Regions from separate parts of the Mus musculus genome. Here region 2 is linked to region 1. The links are chromatin loops, found by intact Hi-C in ENCODE. Cell type or tissue: heart. All regions are shown on one strand.

Evidence for each region. Peaks named below come from ENCODE experiments on the same cell type or tissue, not always from the same donor. Only the 100,000 strongest peaks of a DNase experiment are listed, where the experiment ranks them.
Region 2: a loop joins it to region 1, with 7 times the contacts of the local background. A loop is called at or near these places in 2 of 42 quality-filtered maps.

What each region holds. Positions count from the first base shown.
Region 1 is chr7:72,158,920-72,166,919 of GRCm38, forward strand. It overlaps Mctp2 (multiple C2 domains, transmembrane 2), which reads right to left. Exons shown (of 23, transcript NM_001024703.1): 15 at 5,691-5,792; 16 at 4,279-4,353; 17 at 2,221-2,340. Among named protein-coding and RNA genes, the nearest start is that of Gm36696, 52 kb to the left of the region's middle. In heart, no CTCF peak of the experiment used is centred here; DNase peaks (open chromatin) are centred at 3,572 and 7,332.
Region 2 is chr7:71,933,367-71,941,366 of GRCm38, forward strand. It overlaps 4930441H08Rik (RIKEN cDNA 4930441H08 gene), which reads left to right. Exons shown (of 3, transcript NR_130995.1): 2 at 1,799-1,947; 3 at 5,735-5,825. Among named protein-coding and RNA genes, the nearest start is that of 1700011C11Rik, 24 kb to the right of the region's middle. In heart, no CTCF peak of the experiment used is centred here; a DNase peak (open chromatin) is centred at 3,495.

The DNA of each region.
Region 1 (8,000 bases):
CAACTAACAAGCCTGTAGACTACACTAGAAATAAAACATGCCCTGTCAAAAAGAGCTTAGCTGCTCATGATGTCATTTTTCTCTCATGATGTAATTTTAACAAGAAGTAGAGCAAATACACACACACACACAGACATATACACTGGCACATGCACGTACATGTGCAAGTTTGTGGTGTGTGTGTGCGCGTGTGTGTGCACACATTATTCTGTTCTTTAAATACATTCTAAATTGCTTATGACATAAAATAAAATGAAAAACAAATATACATAGTTGCAATACTGTTTTATATGAGATGCAAAGACAGAGAAATGTTTGTCCTTGTTTCATGTGGATGCAATTTTTAAGAATATTTAGTTGTGCATGGTTGAATCTGTGATGTTCGAGTACAAGGGTACAAGTTGACTCTACAGTATTTGTGGCTAAACCTGATCTTTTTTCAGTGATGTATTGACATAAATATGCCTTTCATGCAAACAGTAGAGCCTGTCACAGTCTCATAAGCCCAGGTATTCTTGTATATTAGGCTACAATAAATCAGTTAGGAGAGGATGGTACTGTTGTCCGTCTGTCTGGGAGCCCTTGCTACCCAGGCACATTGTCACAGTTTCTTTCTAACAGTTTGGTGAAGGTTCTTTTCTGAGGTGGTGCCCAGCAGAGAGGACTCAGCCAAGGCAGAGGCAGTGGAGGAGAGGCCCCCTGTCAAGGTTCCCTTCCTGTCCAGAAGTCCTCTTTACCGGACAACCTGTTTCCCTTCATTTGTTTTAATCTTTCTTCAGATCAGCCCCGCAGCCCATTAATCATCTCTGTCATCCCCTTACTGAATCCAGGGCAACAGATCTGTTTTTCTAAAGTCTCAGAGCCAGAACTCAGTTGAAAAAAAAAGTGGGGGGGATCCTCTACTCCTCACATGGCTGGCCAGAGTGCTGGCTGGAGGCAGACACCAACTGTGTGCACTTTCCTCTGAGGGCCAGAACTGTACACAACAGTCCATGGAAAGTTTTGAAAGGGAACCTGGGTAGGAAGTGGATCTGAGGAGGTGGGAGAGGAGCCTGATATATGAAGCCACCAGCTGAATCGGGTGTAAGACAGCGAAATGGCTAAAAAAATGTCAGGACAATGACAGACACATAGATGTCCTGAAGTGATGCAAAATGAAAATAATCCAATCAAAATGGTACCCACTGTCAAAGAAAAAGTCTCTCATGGAGTTGACATATTGGTTCTATAAAATATGTGAAAATAACTTTGAGATCACAATGAAGCTCTAATATCTTGTATTCATATATAAATACACATATATTTATATAAGATATTATATATGTGACTATTATGCTATATTATCTCATATATATATATTTATGTAATATACACATCATGTAAATTAAGGTTGAAAATGCAATGCAAAAGAAAATATTGAGGATGTACTGTCAACATGAAACAGGAAAATCTGACTTGCCATGGATCATGATATATATAGTCTAGAACTATATTGCAATCTTTTATATAACTGTATAGAAACTGTATAGAAATTCACCATTAATACCAGATACAAAACACATAAAAGGAATCTGGAATGTTAATCTCCCCCATAGCAGACATTATCAGTCTGCTTAAGGACCAGTCCCTTTACAAATGAGAGCAAAGACGCCAGAGAAGCCAAGCAATGCTATGGTGCAAATGAGGATGTTCTTCAAGGACTCATGGACTCTCAGCGATAGACTCAACAATCTCTTGCAGCTCTTTGACACTATGATATTATTATGCTCATGAGAATGCAACAATGTTCTGACAAGTATTTCTCAAGTATGGTGTTGAGCCCCATTTAAATTTGCCATGATCTATTGTATCTAAAGCTTCATGTGTATACATATTTTTAATATTGAATTTTTTAATGATTGGCTGACAAACTAAAGTAGAACCACTCAGTTGAAATTTAGTCATACTGTTTCCAGCTGCCATTTTGAAAAATATTAATGGCCAGGTAAAGACTATATAAATATGCTTCAATAGCACCACAGAAACATATAGAGACTGGCTCTTTTAAGCTCAGCGAGAAATATTATATGGATAGCTTTTGAATAATTTAAAAGAATTCTTATGGGTCACCTTTACTCAGAGTCAGTCTTTGAAAGGCTAACCTCATATGTTACATTATAGAGAGATGAATGTATGTAAATAAACAGAAAATAATTTGAACATTAAAAAGAAAAATCTTACCACAAATGCTATTGTACTCCTTAATGTAGACTCCCATTGGAAGCAGCTTTTGAAGAACTGTACTGTGTTCCATATTGCCAAAGTGAGTCTTTTTACACGGTCTACATCTCTTGATAATATCTGTTTTTATAAAAAGATGGAAAAACAGACAGTTAGATTTACATGCTCTGGATATTCCCTAAGATCAGCTGCTGTAGTTGTTCAAATTATATTATGTACAGTACCATATATATATATATATTCCTATTGTCATCCATAGGAGACAAGCATATCCAACCTGTGTTAAGGCTCATTTTGTAAAAGAAAAAAAGAAGCTTGCTTTAGTAGTGTACAATACAGAATTCAACTGTCAAACAAGAACTGCAGCAACCTAGCATTTGGTATGTGTGAATACTGTGTGCATGCACATGCATGGGAGAGCACATACATATGTGTGTGTGTACATGGTGTGGCAGAGAGAGAGAGAGAGAGAGAGAGAGAGAGAGAGAGAGAGAGAGAGAGAGCGCAAAAAAAGAATAAAACAGAGACAGAATTGCAATGAGTGCCAAGTTATTATTTAGTATGGACGCAGATGGAAAGACCACCAGTAGGACAGGCCTAGCATCATCGCTATGTTAGTCCAAAAAGTATAGTTGTAGAAGTGGAATCCAGATTCCCCCTCCCCATTTCCCAGCTCTATCATCTTCAACACACTTTTCAACCTTTCTCCCAAAGTAGTACTGGCATTGTCTTTAACCTTACAGGTGGTTATTAGAATTCTTGTCTTTAGAGAACTGCCTATCTATCCTACAATAGATGGTTTTAAATATTTGTTTCAAAAGTAAAAATTTCAACTTTGTAACCTAGGGTACCCAGTGTTGTGCAGCACTGGAGGAGGGTCCTGACACACCCAGGGAGTTTAGTCCCAGATCTCCCCTCTATTCTCAGAGCCAAAGCCACCCCAGTGGTAACATTGTTTTGTAAAGGAAATGTCTTTTCTCCCACTGGGAGGCACAGTATTTTGATTTGCTTGCAAAGCAGTCACCCTGCCTACCTCCACTTAGGTTTTAACTTTCAAGTAAACAGAGCAAAAGACAAAAATAATAATAATAATAAAAATGAGGACATAGACTCGGATTACACACAATGACTATTGCACTCAAATGACTGTGGTACCAAAACCAAAACATGTTGATACTTTCCTCCAAAAGCCTGCTAAGTCCCTTCCCCAGCAAGGTGCCCAGAAGTTCATGGGAAACAAGAGGAAGAGAAGATGGCTTTATATTTAACTGCTTTGTGTCATGCACAGCTGCTCACCCCAGAGGAAGCTGTGGAAGTAATAAACATTTTTAGAGGGGGGACACTTTGTTCTTTGTTACACAACCGAAGAGGAACAATGGGTACTGGCTGAAATCCTGGCCTGTATCTAAAGAGGACAGGGAGGGGCTCAGAAGAAAGAAATGCAGAGGTCATGGGGTTTTTTGGTTTATAGTTCACCCCTACCCCAACCCCACTCAGTTTTAATGTGAAGATCCTCCCCCTAGTTCTGGATCTTTACTTTTTGTTAAACTGATAAGAGAAGAATTCCAGACAATGAGCAGAAAGAAAGACAGCTAATTCCATATGGGGTAAGATGCAAGCACACCCTAAATTTAAACCCAGAGAGTAACCTCAGCCCTAGGGGAATCTGAGGCTAGGAGCTTCCTTAGACCACTGGGAAATCCCTTCATCCAGTGAACGAGCAGAAAGCACTTGTCCTCATCTGTGAAGGGGAGAAAGAGAAATGCCACCAGTGAAAGGGACAAAGGCATTGAGGGTGTCTCTTTTAAAGAACTCCTCAGCGCACTGCAGAGCTCACACCCCCTCCTTCCTCCCAAGAATATGGAATATGCCACTCCTCATTGACCTGGCCCATTTTTGAGAGAAAAGACAAGAGAAAGAAGTGCAAAGATGAGTAGTCCAGATGAGAAGGGAGTGAGAGAGAAGAGGAAAAATAAAATAAAAGCCAGCAATGACTAAGAAGTACTTGGACGCTGGCTAATAAAGGTACTCAGAGGGCAGTTGGTGGGCGCCACCTACCTTTTTGGACAGCTTGCGGCTGTCTTCCACAAAGCGTTTTTCTCTTGGAGTGAAGGTCCTGATACTTGCTTTGACCTAGAAAAACATGGTTGTTACAAGGGCAGCATGCATAGACTTCATTCTCTCTCTGAGTATCTGAGAAAAGATCCCAGAAAATCGTACCTTATAACTCACAGGTAAAGGCCATGAGCCAGAAAGTGGTAGGTCCAGTCTTTCTTGGGCAGTTTCCTGAGTCTCGGGGCCATACAGTCCCTGATAAGCCAAGCTAGACCATGGATGGTCTTGTCACCACTTGGCTATATCCACAGAAGTATTTAAACCAGGACCAACACAGAGCTTCCTACATTTTCATGCTAATCTAAATGATGAAAATGTCCTCTCTCATTTTTGAACTAAACTTTAGACATTTGTACCTCAAAGAGGAAGGGCAGTTCTCAGTCCATTAAAACATTTCCACAGACAATCCCATTACCTCCAGTGACCTGAGAGAGCACACAAATGGGCCACGGTAGCTCCTTTACAAGGAGAAAACTAAGCCCCAGGGGAATTTACTGACGTGTTCAAACCAGCAGAGAAAGGGAAACCTTCAAAAAATGAAAGACAAATGTACTTCCACTGTGTCCGTGAACAAACATGTTTTCCACCTGAGACAGCACTTATGCCTTGGCTAAATAGCATAATCTCCATATAATCTATACACAAGTGCTTCCCAGAGGAAAGTAGTAGATTGGGAGAGGTCACCTCTCCTGCAGACTGGACAGATGGTCCATTTGAGCAGAAGAGGAAGAAACTGGGAAGAACACACACTCATATTGATGACTTGACCCCAATTTCAGCACTAGTGACAATTAAATATATATATGTGTGTGTGTGTGTGTGTATGTGTGTGTGTATATATATATATAGAGAGAGAGAGAGAGAGAGAAAGAGAGAGAGAGAGAGAGAGATGAAAGCTATGACATACATTGTTTTAGAGACTGCAGAGCTTGCCTATCATAGAATAAACAGATATACTATATATTATATGTAGATTATATGTGACATAAATTTTATGTTTCTAGAGTGGATTACATTTTTATATAATGTATCATCTCTTTATGTAATCTGTAGATGACATTTAGATATACAAAGTATTTATGAACCTATAGATATGCAAAGACTTTCCTTTATTTTTAATTATTCCCTTGACTTTTCGACTATTGTGAATTTAAGCCTCATCAATCCTGCTGGCTCAACTGTTTGAAAACTGGAACATTCAGCATGGATTTTACGACTGAGTTTTAAACACAGTCACCCCACCCATTCTCAAGCTTCAATCCTGAAATCTTTGACACTGATCTGAGTCTGAACAGGCTGAGCACCATGTGTTTCAGGTACTGAGAAGCTGGGAGGCACACCGGGAGGGCACTTACCGGATTATATATGAGGTCCAACTCTAAGTAAATAAGCCCTTTAAAAGCTTGCTCTAAGTCTTTATTCTTCAACACATAACAGTTTGGTTGTCCATCTCTAATCTGCGAGGAATAAAAAGCAAAGTATATATTAGTGCTATGATCTGTGTGTTTTCAATAGCAAAACCAAAACAACTAACTTTGACAAAGTTGGAAAGGTATTTAATTTTTTTTTTTTGCCTCTGCAAAAATGGATTTTACAACTCATTTTATATCTTCTGACATGACTTGGTAATTTATTTCCAGTTTTTATAGTGATCTCATTTTTTTTTACCACCATATGGTTACAGGTGAAGAAAATATTACTCAGGCACTAACTAAAAGATTAATCAACTTTTAATTTAGAATGAGATTATAATTGATAAGAAGATAAAGTAACAACCATCAGCTTAAAGTAGTATGTTGAAAGAAACCTAGTGGTACAGATTATGATATGATAACAGGACCCCTCCCCATTCTGGTGACCAAACTTTTCCACATATTCAAATATGATGAACTTTCTCCAAAATTTGTTGCCAATAATTCTAAAAATTGTCAAGTTATGGGGAAAAATGACAGAGTATAATACTGTTATGAATCAGAAAAGACTAGGATAATTAAATATATTTAGTACCATGAACTAGTTCCTGGAAGAGAAAAAATTATATTAATGAAGGACCAGCTAAAATCCAAATGAGGACCCAAGTTTACTTACTCATAACATACTACTATTGGTGACATTCTAGTGCTGGCAAATGCAACACAGTAATGTAAGATGCTAGCATGGGAAGAAAATAGAGAACTCTCTTTTCTTCACACTTTTCCTTTAAGTATAAAATTATTCCCAAAGAAGATTGAAGAATCATAAGGAAATGACTAAAGCAACTAATTTTTATTATATAGCTATCAGTGATTCTCTGGCCCTGAAACAACTCAAATTAATTAAATCAAATCTTAGCTGAGGTTAAGGTCAAGGTCCCAAATAAATCAAGTGACACAACATTACCTACACAACTTTGACAGTACCAAGTCACTCTGACCTCCGTCCTGCATGTCCCAGCACTTCCATGTACTATGCTAGCGACCTGCCATTCCCGGACTGTTTGATATCTAAGCAAACCCTTCCTATGGCAGCTCAGAAAGCCCTTGGCTTCCTTGAAAGGGCGCTATCTAAAGAAATCCTTGTTCTGTCTTCAGATTGAGGGCAGCCATGCTTTTTGTACAGAGCAGTAGTGGTGGACAGGCTGATGGCACTTGTGGCATTTAGAAAACACACTCTACTCTAAAAGAGCCTCAGCACAGCCTGAGCTTGTCCAACATTCTATTGTGACTCTAGTGCTTAATAATTCAAATAACTTGGGAAATTGGAAGGCCAGGAATCTGAGCCATATTTTAAATGACTATTGCTGTCACCACAATCATTCACACAAGTGGTCTTATAAACACTGGTGGAAATGCGTTGAGTAAGTCACGGTGGGGAAACAGCAATTCCACTTTACAAGGGAGAGGTCATCTTCCTTCCCAAAGCACCCCACCTCTCAGATTGAATAGCTTTCATACGGAAAGATGGCTTTCCTGGTCAGCGGCTGAGAGGAAGGGGGTGCCCCATAAAGTCCCGGCTTCCTTCCTCAACGGTGTCCAAACAGGATCCTCGGCTTCCGCTCTGGCACGGAGTCTCACTTAATAAATTGTGGGTGTTAAAGTTGAAAGACATAAAGACAAAAACAGCATGTCAATTTGCCAAGCTGAAGTACTTCCAACTTCAATTTGTTTCTGTCCTCAGTTCTTGTAATGTTAGCTTAAAATTTCCATGATTTCTTAAGGGCGAGGGAAGGTCAACAAAAGAACAAGAAGTGTCCATATAAAATTATTTCGTAGAAGGATTTTTTTTTAATTTGGTAAATGACCATTTCCTGTTACTCAATGTCCCTACCATTGTGTCAGCGAAATTCAGAATCCATGTAGGAACATTGAAGATAGCATCAAAAACAAAGATACAATGTAACATTTACTACTTTAATAGAAAATTTAATTGGAATACACAAATATTAAATGTTTGAAGATTATAAAATTAAAAACCTCTATTCCTCTTGAACATATATAAATATCACAATCCCTCTCCTGGATCAGGAATTAAATAGGATATTGGTACACATCTAACTCTTCTTTTATTTATTTTTTCTGAAGCTTTATATTCATAAAAAATAGACTTAAAAAAGTATTTAGATTTTGAGGCCCAACAAGCAGCTGACCAAGGCAGATGTAGACACTTACACCCAACCAATGGACTGA
Region 2 (8,000 bases), 230 kb before region 1:
TCCAGCAATACCTCTCCTGGGCTTATACCCAGAGGAAGTTCCAACTGGTAATAAGAACACATGCTTCACTATGTCCATAGCAGCCTTATTTATAATAGCCAGAAGCTGGAAAGAACCCAGATGTCCCTCAACAGAAGAATGGATACAGAAAATGTGGTACATTTACACAATGGAGTACAACTCAGCTATTAAAAACAATGAATTAATGAAATTCTTGGGCAAATGGATGTATCTGGAGGATATCATCCTAAGTGAGGTAACCCAATCACAAAAGAAGTCATTAGATATGCACTCACTGGTAAGTGGATATTAGCCCAGAAGCATAGAACACCCAAGATACAATTGGCAAAACACAAGACAATCAAGAAGATGGAAGACCAATGGGTGGATACTTTGTTCCTCCTTAGAACAGGGAACAAAATACCCATGAAAGGAGTTACAGAGACAAAGTTTGAAGCTAAGACTAAAGGATAGACTATCCAGAGACTACCCCACCTGGGGATCCATCCCATAATCAGCCACCAAACTCAGACACTATTGCATATGCCAGCAAGATTTTGATGAAGAAACCCTAGTATAGCTGTCTCGTATGAGGCTATGCCAGTGCCTGGCAAATACAGAAGTGGATGCTCACAGTCATCTATAAGATGGAACACAGGGCTCAGCTAGAGAAAGTACCCAAGGAGCTGAAGGTGTCTGCAACACTATAAGTGGAATAACAATTTGAACTAACCAGTACCACCAGAGCTCATGTTTCTAGCTGCATATTTAGCAGAAAATTGCCTAGTTGGCCATCACTGGGAAGAGAGGCCCCTTGGTATTGCAAACTTTATATGCCCCAGTACAGGGGAATGCCAGGGCCAAGAAGCGGGAGTGGGTAGGTAGGGGAGCAGGGCAGGGTGAGTGTATAGGGAACTTTTGGGATAGCATTTGAAATTTGAAATGTATATAAAGAAGATATCTAATAAAAAAAAAACTCTTATCTTCATTTGTCAAATAAGAAAAACAAGGTTTAGGTGAATGACATATCTTGGCTCAATCCTGTAGTGTGGCAGAATCCTATGTCAAGTAACTTGGCTGAAGCATTCCTACTCTTTATTATTATTATTAATCACTTTGCTTGCTTAAATTCCAAATGTTATCCCCCTTCCAGGTCTCCCCTGCACGAACCTCCATTCCACCCCTCTCCTTTTTCTCTAGCACCCCCTACTCTTAATGAATATTTCTCTATGACTATGTGATAATTGTAAATTGTATTGAATTCATATAAACATTAAGAATTCAAAATTATTATATTAGTTCATGGATTTTAAGAAAAATTTCATAATTTAACAAACACCAAGGCTCTAAAACCTCTTCTTACTACACAAAAACAATCATCTGTCATCCAATGGACTTACAACGTTGATATCTCTAACTCTTCAACTTAATTTCTTTGCATTTTATGGAGAACATATTGATTCTAACTAGGTTGTTCTTCAAATAACTTAAATATACCCTGCTCCTTAGTAACAACATCAACAACCATAATAAAAAGCAATTGTACTCTTTTATAATGATTATTATAGAGCAAACATTTATGCAACAATTTGAGCACATGATTAATCTTTACCTTAGTCTATGGCAATGCAATTCATTTCCTGTTTAACAGTGAGAAATCTGAGGCTCAGGGACTTTCTAATGAATGGCCTAAAGTTGTTTAGCTAATAAGTGACAAAGGTGAGTTCTGAAGTCATGGATTCTTCTGCTGTATAAGTATAGACTTCTAACATCTTACTACATGAAACTGCTTTCCTAGGCTACAGAGAGGGGAAGAATGAAAACCATCAGAAACCCAGTGGTGCCAATGGCCAGCCAGAGAACGAGCCCTGCCTGTGGCTCTCCTTCAGGACTCTGTGGGATCTGGAGCTCCACACGTACTACCCTAGAACTCACTCTTCCCTACAGGTGATGAAGCAGCTGCCCAGTCGTTTCCAAGATCCATCCTCAGTCCAAAACGTGTGCCTTCACTCATGGGTCTTTTACTAAGTCAGTGTCTCATCACTTTCACTTTCTTGCCAGTTCACAGAGTATCTCTGCTATTGTTTCTTCATGGAGGCATTTGTCAGACAGCTACAGAAATGTTTCTGGGTAATCTTGTGAGGCTGTTTCCAGAAGACCTCAACATATGAACTACTAAACAGACTAGTTATCCTGCACAGTATGGTGGAGCATCATCTAACTCTGAGGGTCCCCCAAAACAGAAGTGGGAGAAGAACACAGCTCTCTTTGCTCAAAATGGGACTGTTAGATGCCAGGGATATTTGTAACTTTGTATTTCCCAGCCTTTGTAGTCGAAACCAAACTTACACCATCATCCTTCTTGATTGAGTGAATTATACTCTAGTCTTTCCTGGTTCTCCAACTTGTACACACAGGATAGTGGGACTCCTTGTGTTCTTATGTGACTCAATTCTGTAACAGATCTTTACCTCTGTATTTATGTGTATGTATACATATGTATTCATTTCTCATTTATCTTAGAGACATCACTTCACATATCATCCATCCATCTGTCTATCCATCCATCTATCAATCTATCATCTATATCTATCATCAATCTGTCATTTATGTATCTTTCCTCTATCATCATTGTAATAATTCTGTAACTAATCTATAATGTACCTATAGCCATCCTCCACCTTCCTATCATTATCTATTCTTTCCAACATTATCACCCATAAATGTCTACCTATCTAGCACACTCCAATCAGTCCAGTTTCTCTGGAGAACCCCAGCTAACGTGAACCTTTCTTGCTTCATTTTCTTACCTTGCATTAATCAACATACACATACCTTACTCTTCCTTATTTCACATTTTACCAACATATTATGACAGATGATAAATGCTCCAAACTTTCACAGTGATATAAGTATGGATTTATGCTTTCAGAATGCTTCCCTTTTCAATATATATAATACACGAGACTTCTTCTATTGCTTGTTTATTTACCCCAAAGTTTTAGTATAAATACATAATAAAACTAAGATCCTGCAGGAAGAACTACCACTTACAACACAGTGTACCTCCTACCTTGAGCTGTGTCCCAGTTTCTGGCAAACAATAGTTCCTATACTGATGTGTGTGCTCCAAAGCACTAATTTTACAAGACAGCTAGGAAACGGATGCTGAGCAACATTTGGTTCACAGAAGACAGCTCTGGAAACATTTTCCCAGTCTGAGACCTGAGATCCTGAATATTTTACAACACTTGCTTTGCCAGTTGCAGATGAAAATCTCAAATGCTTGGGCCACTATTCTTTTTTTTTTTTTTTTTCCTGATTTCTTCCCTTGTGAAAGTCAGCATGAACCCAGGGCTGGGGATAGGGCTACTATGGGGAGGGAGAAGGGTTGGGGAGAAGCAGGCTGAGTTGATGCGCTTTCTGGACAGGGGGTTCTGGGATGCAGAGACCTGTCAGCTGGGGAATATGATTCCAGAGGAAACAGCTGCCTCATGGTTAAGGAACAAAGGAAGTCATGGGTGGGGGTGCGGAAGGAGAGCAGGAAGCCACAGCAGCCGCACTGAGCTTGTATTGCAATTCTTCCTTGTTCAAGCCTGTGAGCCTCCCATTCTGTGTTCCTGGAGGAAATTGACGTGGGAAAAATTAAAACAACAACTAAAATGTTGTGTTAGCTTTGTCCTTTGGCTTGGCTGAAATTAATACTTAACTTTTTTTTTTTTTTAATTTGAGTTTACCTCACAACCCTCCTGTCTCATGAAACTGTCCCCCTGTTCTGGTGGCAGAGACCATGACAGATTTCAAAATCAGCTTCCTGTTGTGAGGATGAAATTTTTGTTCATTAAGGATGTTGTATTTGAAACTTTCAAGCTTCCCACATACAGCTTTCAGTTCTCCCACACAAATGACTCTCCCTCCTCGCTCTTGCCCTTCTCCCTCTACTAATAAAATAGAAAATTCCTTTAAAATATCAAGCAATTAAAGCTCTTCATGGGTGAACTGACCCATTGAGCGCAACCCTCTAGTACACGAAGAGGCGGCTCCAGTGAGTTTCAAATCTGTTTAAGATAGAAAAAAAGAAGAAGAAAAAAGAAAGAAAGAAAACCTTCCAGCATATTGGTTTTGTCTAATTTTTCATAACAACAGAATCATTTTTGCTAACATAATTTGCATGCATTATCATTTTTCAGGAGCTTTCCATTTCCACTGTGTATTTAGGTCAAAATTCCTAGTGGCCAGATCAAGTCAGATGCAGATTAAGTAGCCATCTTGATTTAATTTTTTTCCTCATATTTTATTGTAAATGGTATCCCCATGTAATTAGAGAAATAGGAACAGGAAAAGGTGAGAAAGGATGATGACACAAAACAAATATCTCTTTCTTTCTCTCTCTCTCTCTCTCACACACACACACAAGCACACACACACACTTATTTAGAGATGTTAAAAAAAAGCAAAAGGAAAAAGAAAAGGAGAGAAATGGGAGACAGCTAACTCAGCTCTGCTAATCTGGCTGTGATATGCTTGACTTTAATTTGTGCAACCAGCCCCTTCTCTGGCCTGGTGCGGATGCCATGTCCTTTTAATGTCAACAAACACTGGCCTCATTCTTATCGCCTAGAACAAGTTCCCTGGAAGGGTCTCATAACTCTCTTGGGAAGAAAAGCATCCTTATACAGGCCACCTGAAACCGTGCTTGTTGGAATAGTTTAGGCAACTTAATTTTCAATGGGTTGTTTGCTTTTTCCTTGATTTGAGATTATGTAAAAGTGGAAATCTATATATATTCTTTTTAAAAAAAAAAGAAAGAAAGAAAGAAAAAGAAAAGCCTTTGGTTGGTCTATAATGCTCCCATTCGAGGAGCGATTTAATGCCTAAGTCTTCAATGGGACCATGCAGAATGTGGAATCTCCTTTTCCTATTTGCAAACTAGAGCTGATCTCAGTCCAACCACTGCCATTGGTACACAGGAGCCATGGATATGTGGAAAGTATTCGCTTAGTTATTCTGAGAACGATTCCTAGTTGTGTTTAGTTTGGGCACTATCAACTGGGACAGAGTTCAGAATGGAAATTTCTCTTTGTTCCTAGTCAAAGCTCAGTATCAAGTGCACACATATTCAGATAACTCCTCGGAGATGGAGTTGAATCTTGCCCCCTCTTTCAATTCAGGACCATTTCCATTAAGGGCAAATGTGACCATAGTTAACCAATCATTGACTACCCTGAAGTTATCTCTAACAATTGAGGTGTCACTGCCTTGCTTCCTGTGGAAGACTGAGGATGCTGCTCATAGACAGAGCAGCACGTGCCATTCTAGCTTCAAGGAATCCGTGGTGTCATCTGATCTCATGGAAACATGCCACGGGCAAAGAGGTTGAGACAGAAGAGAGTGAGTGTGCAGTAAAGAACTCACCTCTGGATGGCAGGGCCAGGTTTGGTTCTTGTCATCTTTTGACACTAACCCAGCTCAATATGCTTTTTCTCTGTAAGTGTGGCACATTGTCTTTGATGAATTAGATGGCTAACACTTGGGGTCAAGGTGACAGATGAAGAGTCACAGGAGAGGTTCCTGAGGGGATGGCAGAGTCCTGAGTAACCAGAGTCGAAGAAGAGAGAGGGGAGATTTTTATTCTTCACAGACCCCTTGTTTCAGTGATTTCTTCAAAGACGAGAATTAGTTAAACTACAATTTAAAGATTTTTTTCTCTCTCTCTTTCTCTCTTCTTGCATAGCAATAATTAGTCGTGTCAAGATGACTACTCTGTGACAACGTGATTTCAATGAGGAAAAGTTGAAGAATAAACTATAATTATTTGGACAGTCACTTGATCAGGTTTTCTTTTTCCTTGTCACATTTTAAATGATTTGCGAAGCTCTATGTGGGTGTCTGCTGAAGAGGTTAGTCCACATGTTTTAACGCTTTGATTCCTTTCTCTTTTCCATTTCAAGTACATAACAGTTTGTCCATTTATGGGAATTAAAAAAAAACCTCTCAGTTTGGCTTAAATAAAATTATAGGCCAGTTAATCTAATTTAAACTCCGATGTCACCTGCTCTTGACATAAGCCATCTTGAGACGTGGCAGTTTTCGTCTTCTAAGAGGGAAGACAAGAACCACAGTATGTAGCACAGCATTTGCTAAACCCCCTGGAACATGAAGCAAAGGGAAATAGGCCCCCAAAAAAGAGCATTGCTTAAATACAGTGAAGGAAATTTTTTAAGTGTAGGAGAAAGAGTCACGTGTTGACACATGCCTATAGTCCCAGCGTGCTGGAGGTTGAGGCAAGCTGTATGTTGTATGCCTGAACCCAGACAATGCTACAATATGAAAGACTATCTCAAAAACACAAGAAAGATGAGTACTACTAACTACTGTTGCGGCAGCTGATGATGATGACAACGACGATGATGATAATCATAACAACAACAATAATAATAAATAAAACAAATCTAGAAAAGTCTCAAGTTTGAGTTTGGTTCAGCAATCTCATGCAACTAATCTCAGGTATTAACTGTTCTGGGAGATTCTGCATTTAATATAACTTACTAAGTTTAATTTACCATATCTCAAACTTCTGTGACCCCGGGTCACTCTTAAGTCTAAAATCTGCTCACAGTCTTCAGGATCAGTGTTGGACATAAAATCCTTTTGGAAAATATTCACTGAGGCCCTACGCAGGTGCCCAAACTTCATTGTGTAAATGTGATACATTGACTTCTTCTAAACCACAAATGACAAGAAATACATTAAAGAGACCTGTCAAAAGATAATGTCGTATGAGTGGAGCCACCTTTGTTGAGCATAGCAGGAGATCCTAAAATGAGGTTCTTAGAAAATGTTGCCTTGAAACATTACTTGAGGGAGAGGTGACTTTGGCTCAGCTGAACAGCAGTTCTACACACTATCATGTATTCTGAAACCCCTGGGACTTATAACCATAATCCTAAACACTGTTGAATGCAAACAAGTTCTGCAGTAGAGGCTTTCAAGTGGCACTAGAGGCATCACTTGCAACCACTGTTCAGAGTGCAGCACATTCAATGCTGCGCCAGATAAGAAAGGTCAACTGATAAGGCTGGATCTGCCAGGCAGCAGGGCAGGAAGGGGGGTGTCTCAATGTACGGCAAGGGCACTGTTTCCCTTTTATCTTTTATTAAGGGGGATCAGGTGTTTGCCCATAAGAACTACACTCGAAGCGACATGCAGTTCTTCCCTGGAATATGCCCATAAACTAGAGAGATGTCTGTTTAAATAAACATAAAATCCTGACTATCCTACAGCCAAATGAGACAGTGCCATTTAGGAGGAAAAGGAGACAAAAATCCCCTAGCTTTCTTCGTTTCTTTCTGAATGGATGACCTAACTGTAAAATTATTATGATATTCCAAGAAAAAAATGGTCCTGTTAATCTGATATGTACTGGACTTCCTAGTAAATTTTCTAAATTTCTATAATACCATGAAAGGTCTGTAATGAAGGTGATTTTTTAAATACCTAAAATACTGTTCAAGAAGTAATTTAAGATTTATTAAAGACTCACTGAGCATTATTGCTTAGACTTCTAAATGCTCATCTGCACGCTGGTATTCTTCTAGAAAGACCAGCAGGGAATTATCAGCTGCAGTCGTCCCCACATGCTTGTATCTACTTATTTTGAAACCTTTCATTTGTAGCGACAGCTGCAAGGTGTCCCTTCAAGGATTTTTCGGTTTTGATTTATACTTATATACACTCAAATCTCAATTGAGATATCCGAGCTTCATTCCATTTTCTGACCTTACACTATCAAGCCGGAGTGACCCCCAATCTCTTAGGACTGGGCTACATTCCAAACCATGTTATGGAAGAACAAGAGCAGGGAATCAAAGCCACACATCACCCTAGTCCCAAGGAGACACTTCATGGAGAGCCGAGTGAAGGCCAGCCAATCAGCAGACCTCATTTATTTGCCCATGTGAAAATTCTTAACTCTCCACCCTTTGAACTTTTGACATTAT